2 separate regions of the Mus musculus genome follow, and region 2 is linked to region 1. Evidence: chromatin loops called from intact Hi-C (ENCODE). Cell type or tissue: heart. All regions are shown on one strand. Links, peaks and the distances in the headings refer to the core of each region. The heading gives the core; the rest is flanking DNA. Region 1 has its middle 85 kb from the start of Gm40388. Region 2 overlaps 9130015A21Rik (RIKEN cDNA 9130015A21 gene).

Region 1 (8,340 bases), core at 303-8,302:
TGTTCTAGACATCTTACCAGCATAGGGTGCTTATCTTTGTCTTCTCCAAAGGAACACTTATTTTAAGTCTTGTTTCTGGGTGTAATGTGTTCACTCTCCTCTTTGACTTCACACATCCTCTGTGCTTTGTAAATGGACCTTTCCTACCATCATCAAAGCATAAACGACCAAAAAGACATGAATGAGATCCCTCGAATTGTCCTTGAAATACCATTTTCAACGTCCATCTTTTAACTGGGATGCCTCATGGTTATCCAATCACTTACATTTTACCTGATTGTAGAAACACTGAACCATTTTCCCATTTTTCTTAAATAACATTACAAACCATATTGATAAAACTCTTGATGGAAAATCCACAGAATAACCGTCTTTATCAAAGCAAAGAAGTAAAGATAATTCTGTACAACTGCAAATCTCCAGGGCATCCAGATACTCATGTCTAGTTGGCCATTTTTAGAAGTCTCCAATCACCTGTCCTGGAACTTGTTATACAAAGCACCATTTCTAAAGTAGACCTTTGTGGGGAGTTGTTCTAGTAGCATGGAGGGTGAGGGTGGTGAAGACACAATGAGTTATCTGGGAAGAAGACTTTGGAGACCAGCACCAGAGTGCAGATCTAGGTTAATTCAGGATTTCACTGGCATATGTATACATACTTCATTCAGTCAGCTATAGTCCAATAATCTTGAATGGTGTGCAACTGTGTAATGTGAGGGTGTACGTGAGGAACAGCATGTCCTAGCAGTGTGTTTGTGGACAGAGGGCAGGAAGCAGGCAATGCCCTGGGCTTGGCACCATTTTGTGTGTCTCTGGTATGTCGGACCCCATTATGTGTCATGTACTTCTGGAGACTCAGGTCTGCTCAAGCAGCTGGAGGAACCGGTTGTGCTTCTCACATCTTCTGTCTTTTAGAGACACCATCTGGACAGAGACTGTGCCCTCAGACCCTGCTGAGGTTGAAAACAAAACAAAAGAACCCCAAGCCCCAATTCTCCCAGCGTTTCCTTCTTTGTCCCCACCAAACTATCATTGAGTCACATTTTGAGAACTCTTGCTTGCCCAAGCTGCACTTTTTCTACTAGGAAATGCAGTTAATGTGAAGCCATTTGATGATCTTAAGAGTCCCTAGAGGATGTGGGGTTGCTCCCCACTCCAGGCCCAGCCAAATCAGACCCTTGACTGTATTGACGAAATGTCTCTCTCCTCTTATCTTGTTGGTTTAAGATAAGCTGATACAGAATTGGATCTACATTTTTCAATGCTGTTAAAATTGGTTCTAAGTCGGGGAACATGTTACCCTTTTACCACCCAGAGGCAAACAAGTTCCAGAAGAGGAGCAAGCCAGTGGTTGACGTTGTGCTCCTCAGTATTCTAGTACTTGGCTTTCAGTATCAAGGTGCAGCAAGCCGCTGGCACTCCATCCATGGCTTCTGTCTTCTAGGAAGGAATAAGACATTTTCTATGGAGATAATGTCATCCACTTTGTCTAGAACTTCACAAGATGGCAGTAAGAGAACAAATCATACAATATTTGAGCAGGTTAGTTTTTCACGCTAGTGAAATTGATTTAGATTACTTAGGATAAGAACAGCTACTTGGTGATGCAGACTCATCTCTCCCATGACTGAAAGAGGCTAAGTAGGCATTCTCCTCTCCTCTCTTCTCCTCTCCTCTCCCCTCTCTTACCCTCCCTTCTCCTCCCTTTCTTCTCTTTCTTAAGAATGTCTCATGTAGCTCAGTCTGCCTCCAACTTTCCATGTAGCCAAAGATGCTCTTTGACTTTTGATCTTCTTGCCTTTACCTCTCAAGTGCTGGGATTAAAGGGGATCAAGCTCAGGGTGTTGTGCATTCCAGGCAAACATTCTACTCACCGAGCTATAGCCCCAGCCCACAGGCATTCTTTCCTTATATCCTTTGGTCTTGTATTTGCCCTAAGGAATAAATCTCCTGTTTTTGACCATTGTTTTTGCTGCAAAAACTACGAATAAAGCCGCTCTACTGACTATAAAAATGTAGAGATGTTTCATCTGGAAATTAGTCTTGTTAGCCTACTTTTCTGTTTGTTTTTGTTCCTGTGGTCTGTGTATCCACAGAGCATTCTTCAGCTTCCTCATTTCCCTGCTCCTCTCTAGAGATTGCTAGTTACTCAGTCAGAACAGCCTTTTCTCTGCCTTGCAACCAGAATGAGTCACACTCACTTCCAGATTCTTGAATCATAGGGTTATGAATCTTTTACTTCTTGAAAAATCTTCTCCTGTAAGTTTTCAAGAGGGAGCATTTAGTAAGCAATTTTCTTTCCTGCTAGGTCCTTGCCCTGTTCCCAAGCCATGTGATTTGTCTAGAACGTTGCCTTTTCTTTTCTAATGTTGGGTGCATGACTCCAGTTCACCTCTTCTGTTTTCATCTCCTGTCTAGTGTTGCTTCAAGGATAGTAAACAACTCAACCAAACTCTTTTACTGAGACTGTTGCCAGGGGCATTGCAGATCTTTCCCACCCCCACATACAGGGGGAGGGAGGATAGGGAGTAGATGACCTCATAGGTGGCAAAAGAGTTATAGAGCAGGTGGGGTGAAAGCATTCTTAAGCAAAGCCTTCCAGTGTCTGCTTACTAGTGCTGCTGAAAGAGGCTGAGCTCTGAGTAGACATCCCAGGAAAGGATTAGACTCCAGGAGAACTAATCTCAAGATTTCTCTGCTTCTTTTCCTCATCTCAGTCCATAAACAACCCAGAGAAAATGGATCAGAACATGACTGCACTTCTGGGAAAGGGAACAGCAGAATGGGACATGGATCAATTAGTTTGAGAGGAGTATGAGGAACGGCATGTTTATAATATTTGGAAGGAAGTTAACATCAGTTAGTAATTTCTCTGTTCCCCAGAACGTGATCTTTGAACAACTCTGAAGGCAACCAGTTCTCCAAGATTAGTAAGGACCCTGATCTAATTAATCTAAAGTTAATTATTATTTAATTTACATGGCAAAGGAAAGGAGGAGGAATTTTACACTTGCCACTCGTGGTAGGTGTATATATGTTCTGTTCTGTTTCACCCTACACAGAATTTGTAATAAAGAAAGAAGAGATGCATTTTCAAAGCTACAACTGTGTAAGGGCTATGGAAATATAAAGAAACTGGAACAAAGTCCCTATTGTATAGGAAATATTCAGGGAAAACCAGTTAACTGTGGCTGTTGTTGATAATGCTGTTCACACGCCTGCTGGGGGAAGCACTTGCAGAGGACTGAGGCTAGTCAGGGTATGCACAATGGCTGGGCAGGGTGCTCAAAGACTGGTTCTGAGTGCACAGGGCTTGGGGTTGGGAGCAGTGTCTAGTCTGGGTGCAGTGTCTGGTCTGGGTGGAAAATGGCTGGGTCTGCATGCACAGTACCTGGGTCTGGGTGCATAGGATGTAGTCAGGGTGCACAGTGGTTGGTCTGGGTGTATAATGTCTAGTTTGGGTGTACAATGGCAGGGTCTGGATGCATAGTGTCTAATCTGGGTGCACAATGTCTAGTCTGGGTGCACAGTGGCTAGTCAGGACGGACAGTAGTTGATTAGCATGCACAGTATCTAGTCAAGGTTTACAGGGACTTGTTGGGCTACACAGTGACCATTGTGTTCTGACTGAGAGAAATAGAGAAATTCATAATTGTCCTCAAAGATAGGTAAGACACTTGAGAATCTTAAATCTGGGATCACAGTAACTCAGAATCTTAGCATGGTGCTTAGGTCGTGTTTCAGAGGGAGCCCTTGATGTCCACTAGAGTGAGAGACTCATGGCCTCAGGGCCACTTTGGCTACTCTAGGATAAGAGAACGACTAGTTGACATGTTTCTCTTTGAACATGATAAAACAGTAAATGGCATATATCAACTTTAGAACACGTTGAATAGCAATTCAGTTAGTTCTTGATCTTTCAAACCTAATTTATTTTACAACGGAAACAAACTCAGTTTACTAAATATAACTTTAGTTCTAAAATGTGACAAAGGCAGTGGTTGGATATGTGTCCCAGATTAGCGTGTTAACTGTCACTTTTACCTTCGTTCTCTTTCCTTGACCATCCCCTTAGCCTCTCTCCCTTTCCAGCTTGCCTTCTTTCCCAAGTCCCTTTCTTGTAATTCAGTGTTTCAGTTTGACCAGAAGAGGGCACTATGCTGCAGCAAGTCTGGACTTCAAGTACCTGAAAAAAACCAAGTGGTGAGAAACTCAGAGAGAAAAATGAGCTCATAAATGTGGTTACGTACATGAGTGCTTATTGGAATTTAATTACAGTGATTTATACAGACCTGACATGATCGTATGGCTCATAAAACAAATCATGTTAACAGCGTGGTCAGTGAGGTACCCTTTCCTCTATGAAAAGCAGTTATTTTTCAGCTCTTTAGTCCCGAATAGGATATTCTATCAAAAGAAGATGAGTTGTGCTAACTCCTGTGACTTTTCAGCGTGTGCCTGCTTTACTGGTTGGCTCTACTGTATAATTCCTTATTTTTAACTTAGTAAGCATATATCAGCTTTCCCAAGATAATTAGGTGGATAAACAAAATGTTCAAAGAGCAATGGAGTCAATCAGACTCTTTATCAGGGACATACACACAGCAAAGCTTTTTACAAATGGATAGACTTCTCCTTTGAGACTTGGCCCCAAATTGGATTTCCTGGAATTTACAAGGGACAAAGCAGGCTACTTTCCTAAACAGAACAAGATCCTATTTACTTGTTAAGACTAGAGAAAAGAGAGGAACCCTCACACCCTCTAGAAACACACTGGAGTTAAGAATTTAACAGCACAAATGTGTACTGGAATACTCAACCACTTTAAAACAAATCGGACATTGTTCCAGAACATTCCTATCAGCACATGATTTTCTTATACACCGATATCAAACTTTTATTTTTAAAGAAGTCAAAATGTTCCCCCCCCCATGCCTATGTGGACAGCCACACCTCTAACAGCTGTTTAGACACTGAGTATTCTTTTATAGCGCTTAACGAGATGTTTAAGGAATCAATTATTATTATGCTTTTCAATTTAGATCTTTACATTATAGGAATCAGACAAGTATGAGAGAGAGAGAGAGAGAGAGAGAGAGAGAGAGAGAGAGAATCTACTGTGGATTCTGGTAAGTCTCATGTTTCCTGTTTCTTCTGTGTAGAGTTTGGTCATTGGTCAACAGTTCATGCTGCCATAACTGAAGACATAGTTTCATCAGCACAGAATCAAGACAGGTGTTTGCTTCTCTTTCCAAATTTTTATAATACTACCTAATAAATAAAATACACATGGATACCTCCCCCCCACTTCCCATTATAACTTGTATATTTTCCTCACTATTAATCTCTTTGAATTCTGCAAAGTTGGTCAAATGTTAAAATATTTAGAATGAACCAAACACAGATCTCAACTTAAGCTTCTTCTCTTCTTCCTTTCATTAGTAGCATTAATGAAATATATTTTAGAAGGAATAAAAACTCTCTCATGCAATTAGGACAGCTGCTCTTCTGCCCACTTCTCTTGAGGTTCCTCCTCTTGCTCCCTTGTGCATGTTTCTATCTCGATTTTCTTCCCCCCTTTTTTGAATCCTGAGCTTTTTCTTTCTTTTCAAAAACATGTTTTTATTACTTTTAGCTATGAGTGTATCTGTCTGGGTGTGTCCACGTAAATGCAAATGCTCTGAGAGTCAGGAAGCATTGGATTCTTAACTCTGGTCCCCTGCAAGCACAGTTTGCTCTTAACTGCTGAGCTATCTCTTTGGCCCCTTAGGTTGATTTATTGCTTGTCTCAAAACCTCAGTATAACAGTAAAGGTATTTCCATTAGTCAAACTATCTATTTCTACTACAGTGTTCAGAGTCTTTGCCTTCTGAATTCTATAGCAATAGGTTTTATGCAGTTAATCAGTCTCTTTGAGATTAAGTCACCACACATGTAGGGTGTCTTTTGGGGAGGGCAGGTCAAAAGAAATTAGGAAGTAGGCCTCTGTTTCTTTTTCTGGAGGCTGCCTTAAGTGAAGGCAAGGGACACAACCAAGGATGTGCTTCCAAATGTTATTTGAGTGCATTGGAAATTGTGGGCTAAGGGCACCCACAATTTCTAGCCTGGCAAGTGTGGGTCATCAGAAGGCTAAGTGGCTGCTTCTCACAAACTTACATTTCACACTTCTTCCTCCAGCTAGAGATTTGGAGACATACTTTCCAAGAGGTCCCCAAAGACTTGAATGCCTTTGCAAGATTTTTTAAAACTACTTTCATTTTTTTCCAAAGAGAAACAGCTATATTATGAGAAGTTTGGAAATAGTAAAGTAGTATGAAGAAATATTCTAGAAATAATATGAAGTGTTATGAATTACGAACAATTATCCTTAATTACAAAACCAAAGGGTTCTCTACATCTTGTTCACGAGACATTGAGAAACTTTAGGATGCAGATAAAGAAGTGAAGATATTCACCTGAACCTACTACTGTCAAACCCCCATTATTAACGTCAGGCAAGTATTTCTCCTCATGTCTTGTCCTATTCTGTCCTGTGCTGTCCTGTCCTCTCTGCTCCTCCCCCTTCCTCTGCTGTTTGCCTCCCTTTTCTCTTTCTCTCTCCCCACTGTTTTCTCTTTTCCTTGCTTCCTCCCTTCCTGGCTTCTCCTTCTGTGAAATTACACACACACACACACACACACACACACACACACACACACACACACACAGCTGGCTTGGTAGGTAGATGGAGACATCATTATAAAAACATCCTCACAGATAATGTAATTCTAAGACAATGAGTTTATATTATATTTAACAGAAGAAAGAGTGTGAAGCAAGACTAAAGAAATTCCTGCCTATCTTATGAAAGCTTGTTAGCCATAAAAGGTACTGGGCTTTAATGGGTCTTGGATATATTTTCTAAGACAATTAAAAACAAAACAAAACAAAACAAAAAAAAAAAACCTCTGGGAGAAAGTTATGTCAATTGGTAATTTATTCTAACTCTGGGTAGGAGAAATGGTTTCAGGGTCTCCTTTCACTTCATGCTCTGGTAATGAGATCTCTATGAGACATTAGGTCCTTATTCTCACACCATTAGATAGGGATGAAGGAGCTCCTATCACTACAAACCACTGACTAGGTATGTACGAGCACCAGTTCTAAACCCATAGTAGGTAAGAGAGAACCAAGTCGAATTCACTCCTTTTTTGGTTGCCTCTCATAATAGTAGACAATCCATGAGGGCTGAAATGAATGAAAACCAGAGAGGGCTGATAAACCTGGTCACCCCGTACACCTTATATTGTCTGTGGTTGAAATTCAGGAAGGAGCAAAGAAATATCAGTGTGCTGACTTTTCATAAATTGATAACTGTTATATATTGACTAAGAGAAACGTGGGTTCCATCTTAAGACTGATCTCATTTGTGTAGACTCAGAGAGAGAGACAATCCTCTACCATCAGGGAGAGGGCAAAGATGAAATTGTTGGACCCACATATAATCCACACAGCCCTGGAAATCTTGCAGGCACCAGCCTCCCAGGCAATCTTCTCAAGCCTGCTCACTCATATGTAGCAGATGTGCAACTTGACCTTCATGTGGGCCCTGCACAACTGAAACAGGGGTTAGACCAAAAGACTGTTTGTGGGATATGTTCTACTAGCTGGGCTGCCTCAGTGGAAGAAAGAGGAAGTGCCTAGCCTCGAAGAGACTTGAAGTGCCAGGGTGGGAGGGATACCCGGGGCAGGGGGTGGGGGACACACCCATTCAGACAAGATGGGGAGGAGAGATGGGGGAAGGGTTGTGGGGGGGGGGTGAGTGGGAAGGGAGCAGTGAATAAATAAGTAAAAAACAATAACAACAACAACAACAAGAAAAAACAAAACCAGTATTAACCATTGGAATTGTCTGCAGTCACGTGGTGGTGATAGATAGCAGCTGAGATCGGAAACCAAAGGACACCACAAGGTGGTAATGGGACTTGTGTTCTTCCCTGCTTGTTTGGGAGGACAAGCCATGCAATTTAGTCCAGAATCGTGTCCCCCTGAACCCCCCAAAACATGAGATTATTATCTTGACAGACGGCAATCTGAAGGAAGCCACAACTAGGATTCTCCTGTGTAAAAGAAAACGTACTATAGAATCTTTCAAGCCTAAGAGGCAAAGAAACAAACCAAAGAAGGAAACAACTCTCTTTCCAGCCAAAGGCTTCTAAGACCAACTTTAGAAGAATGACAGGTAATTCTAATAGCATGAGTGAGTGGGTTAGACTCACGGTTCCATTAGCAGCAAAACTGAGCCGTGAGCCTATGTCACAGGTGAGCAGCACGCCGGTAGGAGCACGGCCTCCATCACAC
Region 2 (8,340 bases), core at 33-8,032, 160 kb after region 1:
TCTCTCTATCCATAGACTATGCTACTTAGGCATTTGGGGACTTCTTGCCTTGGAAATTGTTCTTGTTTTTGTTAAACATGCACATCTTTCTGTCAGGTACATGTTATAGCATGACTCTTGGATATGTGTTCTTAGCATTATCTATTTATCATTTATTATAGTTGTGAGTGTGTATTATGTGGGGGGAGGGGGCGGTTCATCCCTCAGAGGATAATTTATGGAAAGCAGTTCTCTCCTTCTATTATGTGGGCCCCAGAGATTGACCTCAGTGGTTAGACTTGGCAGCAAGTTCCTTTGCACGCTGATCCAACTTGTTGGCTTAACTTCAGCTTTTTCTCTGCTAAGCAACAGAAGTTTCATTTGACTCTTACCTCTTGCATACTTATAATGTATTATCTTTAAAATTTTTATTGTAATGATGAGAGTACAGAATATTGTTTCAGTTTGAATTTATAGGTATCTGACAACTATTAAAACATGTTTTTATGCACTTAAAGGCATTTCGATGGTTTCTTTCATGATTCACTTTCAGGTTTTTTTGTTTTGTTTTTTTTTGTCTATCTTGTAATTGTTTTGATTTTTGTTTCTCTTATTGATTGGTGAGCATTATTTTTATTTTCTTTATATACACCATTTCGTGCCATGTTTTAAACTATTTTGATACTCAGCAAATGGCTTACCTATTTGCTGTTTCAGTGTTATCCTTTGAAGAGGTACTGATTGACAAAACATTCCAATGTATCATTTTTACTTAGCTTTTTTTAAGAATTAAATTTAAGATGTACTTTCTGAAGCTCAAGGTGAAATACTTGCCTGAAATCCTGGCACTAGAGAGAAAAGAGCAAAGTCAAGGAGGCCAGCTTGGTCTACATAGTGAGTTCCAGATCAGCCTGGTCTACATAGCAAGTTCCAGGCCGGCGATGGCTGCAAAGGGAATCTTGTTTCAAAAACAAAACAAACAAAAAGATTTTTTTTAAAGCCACCCAAACAAAGAATAACAAAAATGAATATGACTGGTAAGGAAGCTCATTTTCGTAGCCTGCTTTTCTACCATGTGTGAAGCCTTGGCTTTGATTCTTAGCACTGCATAAGCCTAGCTTAGTGGCACATGACTATAATTCCAGCAATTGAGAGGTGGAGGTGAGGGGATCAGAAATTCAAGACCACCTTTTTCTACATATTTAATTCAATGTTAGTCTGTGCTACATAAGATCTCCCCAACCTCTGGTGCAAGAGAGGTTACCTTGATAATTTTGGGTTAACAGGATAGATAACTAAGTGGATAAAGACACTGCCTCCAAGTTCTAAGACCTAAGTTTGATCCCCACAACCCACACAGTGAGAGGTCATAATTTTTTCATATATTTTTTATGGAGCTTTAGTATTTTATATTTTTCATGTAGATCTACAATCAATATATAGCCAATTATTGTGTGACTAGAGTGAGGCAGGGCTCAGAACTTTATTATTATTATTATTACTATTATTATTGTTATTGTGTTGTTATTAAAGTATTCAAGTAACCTACCACTTTCTGAAAAGTTTCTCTTCTCTGGAAAATATTTTTCTTTCTTTCCTTTTAGTTTTTAAAAACTGTATGTAGGTACCACAGTTAGAATCCTGTTAAAGAATTTAGATTTTCTGTACATTTCTGTTCATTTGTATCACACACACACACACACACAAATATATATATATATATATATATATATATATATATATATATATATACACTGGTTAGTTTTGTGTCAACTTGACACAGCTGGAGTTATCACAGAAAAAGGAGCTTCAGTTGAGGAAATGCCTCCATGAGATCCAACTGTAAGGCATTTTCTCAATTAGTGATCAAGGGGGAAAGGCCCCTTGTGGGTGGGACCATTTCTGGGCTGGTAGTCTTGATTCTATAAGAGAGCAGGCTGAGCAAGCCAGGGAAAGCAAGCCAGTAAAGAACATCCCTCCATGGCCTCTGCATGAGCTCCTGCTTCCTGACCTGCTTGAGTTCCAGTCCTGACTTCCTTTGGTGATGAACAGCAGTGTGGAAAGTGTAAGCTGAATAAACCCTTTCCTTCCCAACTTGCTTCTTGGTCATGATGTTTGTGCAGGAATAGAAACCCTGACCAAGACAATTAGTCACATGTATGTGTGTGTATTGTGTGTATGTGTATTGTGTGTATGTGTATTGTGTGCATGTGTGTGTGTGCATGTGTGTATGTGTGTTATGTGTGTGCATGTGTTTGTGTGTGTATGTGTGTGTGTTTGTGGTGTTTGTGTGTGTGTGTTTCTAGGTTTTCAGTTTGGCTTTCTCTGCCTATTTGTCATCTTTATTCTTAACCACATTGTCTAGCTATTTATAGTAAGAAGTCTAATGATCCAACAATGTGGTTTCTCTAGTTCTCTTATTCTGTCACCCTGTCCTTGTTATTCTTGTTTATTTTTCATTTTCATGAAGTTTTTAATTTGTATCAAAACATTCTTCAACTACATAATTCATTTATGAAATAATTTAGAATGATTTCAAATTTTAAAACACCAAACTTTATAGTAATGAACTATGCTTCCAGCTTGTGATTTCTCTCAGAAATGCTTTGTAATCATATGGGTCATTACACTTGTTTCTAGCTAGGTTATTTGAGGTGTTATTTAGTGGCCTGCTTGGCTTCTGGAAGAATCTTGTGGTTGATGGTGTTATAAATTAACACATGCAGAGACAAAACAGAGAAGAAAGAGAAGGCTTCCCCTCTATATAATAAATACTAAAAAAAAAAAAAAAAAAAAAAAACAAAATAGAGTTTAAAAGTAAATAGAATTCCTAAAGAACTACACTATCCTCTTTTTTTTTTTTTTTTTTTTTTTTTTTTTTTTTTTTTTTTAGGAGAGGCCCCATGACCTCCTTACCTACTTGGGCACCTTCTCTAGAAGCTTTGCCTCCTCAGCAGCACTGCACAGAATCTTACAGTGCATGAACCTTGGGGACACATATAATATCCAAACCATGTCAAATGGCCCTGTAGTGTCATTTCTGCATGTATATCCCTGTTATACAAATTCACAAAGAAATATGAATAAAGGTATTCATTTGAACTGGCTGATTTTGTAGCAGACTCAATGCATGCTCTCAGAAAAAGGGCTGACAGCAGAATAGAGCATTATACAGCAAACACAATTTCATAGGCACAACAATTATGAAAAGCGAAATGCAGAACACTTTCAGGTGAGCACACGTGTCACACAGATTGAAAATGCAAAGAAAGTAAAAGGTGGGTTGATAAACACCAGAATGAAAAAGAGGGTTATGTTTAAGGAGCGGGAGATGAGGGACATTATTGAAATATTTTAATCCTTTATGTGTATGTATTTAGTGTGTGAGTGTGGTACAGATCTGCATGCACAGGTATCTAAGTAGAGGCCAGATGAAGATACTACCAACCACAATCTATCAATTCCTGCCGTATCTCTCACCAAAGCTGAAGCTAGACTGGCAGCCAGCAAGCCCGGCTGAACTTGTCTCCACCACCTCTCTCCCCACAGCAGTAGAGTTATAGGCATGTGCATATGGCCGCATGATGCTTGGGTACTGGAATCCAAACAGTTCCTCATATGCTGCAGCAAGTGTTGCTATGGATTGAGCTATGTCTCCAACCCCCACATAGCTCATTTCTTAAGCTGGGAGGTGAAGGCATAAATAATTGTCACAGTTATGGTGGTTTGAATAAGAATGGCGCTCCCCACCCCCATTGGCTCAGATGCTTAGTCATCAGGGAGTGGTGCTAGTTAGGAGGATTAGGAGGTGTGGCCTTGTTGGGTAGGTGTGGCCTTATTAGAATTGTGTCACTGGGGGTGGACTTTGAGGTTTTAAATGCTTAATCCCGGTCCAGCATCTATCTCTTCCTTCTGTCTATGACTCAGGATGTGGATCTCCCAGCTACTTCTCTAGCACCATGTCTGCCTGTGTGCTGTCGTGCTCCCTGCCATGACAAGAATGGACTAAACTTCTGAAACCATAAGCTAGCCCCAATTAAACGCATTCTTATATAGGCATTGCTATGCTCATAGTGTCTCTCCACATCCATAGAACTATGGTTAAGACAATAGCCTGTTTTTTCCCATTTAAAATAATTTATAATGTCTTTAAGGAAATGTTTCTATTCTGTAGTCATAGACGGTTTGTCAAGGTAATGGAATATGGATTATAAGGTGATACAGTCATCAGCATGGGCCCACAGATGCTTCTTGGTTTCTTGTTGACTACTTGATAGAAGTAAAATGTCTTAATATACCCAGAAGATTTTTTTTGTAGTTAGGGTTTTTTTTGTTGTTGTTGTTGTTGTTTTCTTTTGTTTTGTTTTGTTTCATTTTTAGATTGTTTTTTCTTCTTTCTGCTTACCTTATAATTGAACATCAGCTGAATCGGTCTTAAATGCCATTGATGAGAAAGATTAGTTTTCCAAGCTGAGCTAATAAAAGGAGCAAAAGGGAACGGATAGCATCTCTTCACCTTGCCTCTTAGATCATTGGTACTCCAAAGAAACTCACGTTTCTTCATCCCCCATGATTGGTTATCTAGAAGTAGAGACTGTTAATTCTTCCCCCACCCCCGTCCCCCGAAAAAAGAGAATTGGGATTATACAGCAGATGGTGCTAAACAACTATTTGATCTCAGATACAGTAGCATTAGAATAGTGTCACAGGGGATTGTGGGAGTGGATCCCATCTGTGGAAAAACCCAGTCTCTTGGAGTAACTAGCTCACCAGTTAGCTAGGGACCATGGCTGTTTCCAGGAGGGGGCGCTAGTCTACTATACAAGAGCTGGAAGAAAACCTAGGAGGAGGTAATGGGAAATGGGTATGGTCAAAGTATGGACTCCTTTTGAAAAAAAAAGGGTCAACGCGAAGCTCGTTGCTTTGTACAATAACTCGAACCATTTAAAAAAATGTGTGGGGACATACAACCATAGGAAATAAAATCTAGCCAAAAGTTAAGAGAAAACGTTGTTAGGTGCTACAAGATGTAAAGGAATTGAGTTAAGAATAAGGGGTTGAGGGATGGGGAGAGAACAAGACCCCCCTCCCCCCATTTGGAGCCAGGCAGTTCTCTAAAGAGGTGTTTAACTGTAAACTATGAACAGCTCTTAGCTTAATGTCTAGAGGACAAGTGTCCCCTGATTAAGGATCCTGGGATATCTAATCACTTGTCCTATTTTCTGCCCAACTAGGTCCTGCTCCTGCATTTCTGATCACTTATTCCGGCACCAATTCTACTCTGCTACACTCTATAGTTTTCAGCTCAATTCCGGTCTAGTGCTCCACCATGAGCACTGCTGCTGGGAGCCACCCTGCCTTTACTGCCTTCCTGTGCCAATTCACAGCCTTCTACGAGTCTAGGTATGTTTGGGGTCAAAGCTTGCCAGAGTTTCCTGTACTATGTTGTATATTGTTAGATGAGAAAGAACCGTAAAGGAGAGAAAAAAATGTACTTCAAAACTTTTTTTAACATTTAAAAAAATAGTTTTTTATGTTTGAATATTTTGCCTCTTTGTATGTATGTGTATGCATGTCATCCAAGGAGTTCAGAAGACAGCATCTGTTATAGGAATGTTACCATTTTCCATACTCACTCTCCTTTGTGGGACCTTCCTCATGTGCCCCTCAACCCTTCTTGAAACCTAAAAATATGGTCACCATATTGAAAGATTTACTATAGACTCCAATGTTATTTTCTCTTTCCCGTGTCAGCCAGCATGAAAACAAAACACAACAAAACAAAAACCTTCTATGTGGAAAAAAAAATTCTGGATTTTTTTTAGATTGAAGTTGTTGAATCTGCCACAATTGTTAAAATAAGTGAAAGTTACAAAATGATTGGCCAGTGTAGGAAACAAATTCGTTTTCAAATCTGTTGCCAAGCATTAGAAAACAAAATCTTTTTGACTGTTTTAGGGGTAGGTGATGAAGTTGGTTGGAAGTATATTCTCAGTCCAGGTTCGTTAGCAGTCTAGAGATGAATGCTCAGAAGGAGTTAAGGAGATGATGAAGTGTGTTTCCTCACTGCAAACTTCAAAGACAGAGCCCTCGAAACACCATTGGTTACATAGTGTACTCGGAGAAGCTGGTGTAAAAGGAAAGATGGAATGATCACGCACAAAACATTGCCCTTGGAATATTTTTATTGTCAAAACATCTAAAGTTTTAGTGTAAAATATTCTGAAAATATGGATTGTAGAGTACATATGACATTTAATAAATATCCGAACATATTTGTATAGAGAAAATATAAAATTTGATTGAGGTAGAAATTTGTTTCTTTTCAGTCCCATGACAAAGAAAAGTCTATAGCTGCCTTCTGTTGGCAAATTAATCTACTCTGAATCTTTATTTAAAACATGGTATTCATTTCATAAAATAGGTCCTGGGGAAGATGCACACTAGTCCAGCCCCAAACAGAGATGACACTGACGGTGAGGGATGCCCCAAGAGCGTTGAGAATTTCTACCTACAAGCACTTTCTAATGTCCTATTGTAACATAGTCCTTTTACTACAGTGACAGCATGCTTCTATTTCTTTGTACTTAATTAAAAATGTATCATTCACGGATGTGTCATGTGTATATGTAAGCACAGGCAGAGGTATGCCATGACAGGCATTAAGGAGTTTCTTCTGTTCTTCCAGGCTGTCTGTCAGGCTTATAGAATGTGTGGCTAGTTTTATGTGAACTTGACACAAGATAGAATTATGTGGAAGATGGAATCTCAATAGAGGAAATACCACCACCGGACTGGCCTGTGGGAAAACCTGTAGTGCAGTTTTATAGTTAGTAATTGATGTGCTAGTGCCCTGCCTACTGTGGGTAGTGCCAATCCTGGGCAAATGATGCTGATTATATAAGAAAGCAGGCTGAGCAAGGCATGAGAAATAAACCAGTAAACAATGTTCCTGCTTCGTTTCTCGCCTACAGGTTTCTGGTTTGCTTGAGTTTCTGCCACAACTTCCCTCTGCCATGGACTGTTATCTGGAAGTACAAGAAGAAATAATACCTTTCCTCTCAAGTTACCTTTCGTCATGGTGTTTTTTCACAGCGATGGAAACAAAGACACTGAATAAAGCTTTTACCTACTGAGTCATCTCATTGAATCATCAAGCACTGTTTGGTTTTAGTGAGAAGCAAGTCTACCTATTTAAACATGGTATTGAAGTAATAAAACAAAGGTCTTCTAAACAAAACAAAAAAACAAAAAAAAAAAAACCTCAGAAAACGAAATGTCCATCTTCATGACTGTTATTGATGATGATGATGATATTTGGATGATTAAATAAAATATTCTTCAAAAATGTCTTAAAATACCACATCTAATATTTACTGAGCATTAAAAAAAAAGGGTCAAGGGTTGTTTTCTGCATGAATTATTTTATATAATCTTCAAGAAGGTTCTTTAGGTTAAATAGTAATATTAATCCTCATTTTACAAAGTATAAAACTCAGCTAAGTAACTTGTCTAAGGCAATAAAGTGAGTCATCACAGTCCACTAATTCAGTAAGCGTTTGTCTGGCCCTAGAGTCCAATAAGTCTGTCAAACACAAGTCCAGTCGCTGCTGAATTTAGAAGAGACAAATACATAAATTGAAGAGAGAATGATATGAAATGAAAGGAACCCTCGGCACAGAAGCTGTGAGTTCATGGGTGCTGAAAGTCAAATTTTATCAGGAGGAAGAGGAAGGATTTTTCTAGAATTATAATCATAACCTGTCTGTTTAGTGATAGAAAAATATGGGATGTTACAGAGATCTGTGAAGTGCTGCTGTTCTGCGGGGATGAAGTGATGCTTGGGCAAGAGCTTGCTGCCTGATGGACGGACTTAGATTCTGCTGATCTTTGCTTCAAACTCATTGACCAATTACTTCCTTTTGCCCTGATTTCCTTCTTTACTTTTTCTGTTTATACTATTGTGATCAGAGTTTTCCAAGGCATGAATCAATTGATTTAAAGATGATCAATTGATTTCTGAACCTAGGGTACTGAACTATGCAGTCATAAGTAAAATAAAATACAAAAGAAAATTCTAGGACTGCCTGGGGCGTGGAGATCAACTCATAAAGACAGGAAAAACATTGGCCACAGATGAGGAAATAATAAACATGAGTCATTCCATATTTTTTTTCAGCAAAGAATAATAACAAACAAAGGAACAAACACTCATGTTTTCTACCTCTTCCCAGGAAGAGAAAAACCTTCAATAGAAACAAGGATGCCAAAGTATGAAAGTTGACAAGCAAAGACCTGCAGGAGCCATGCAAGCAGGTGCTTGCTGCTCCTGGTGACTGCCCGCAAGCACAGCCACCCAGG

What was found. A loop is a pair of places that touch in the nucleus more often than their neighbours do. Peaks named below come from ENCODE experiments on the same cell type or tissue, not always from the same donor. Only the 100,000 strongest peaks of a DNase experiment are listed, where the experiment ranks them.
Region 2: a loop joins it to region 1, with 2.1 times the contacts of the local background. A loop is called at or near these places in 4 of 42 quality-filtered maps.

Annotation. Positions count from the first base shown.
Region 1 is chr12:35,827,314-35,835,653 of GRCm38, reverse strand. No RefSeq gene overlaps it. Among named protein-coding and RNA genes, the nearest start is that of Gm40388, 85 kb to the right of the region's middle. In heart, for the core only: a CTCF peak has its summit at 4,147 (motif pointing right); no DNase peak of the experiment used is centred there.
Region 2 is chr12:35,671,153-35,679,492 of GRCm38, reverse strand. 9130015A21Rik (RIKEN cDNA 9130015A21 gene) reads left to right here. Exons shown (of 5, transcript NR_045050.1): 4 at 5,214-5,382; 5 at 6,954-7,203. Among named protein-coding and RNA genes, the nearest start is that of 9130015A21Rik, 20 kb to the left of the region's middle. In heart, for the core only: a CTCF peak has its summit at 4,777 (motif pointing right); no DNase peak of the experiment used is centred there.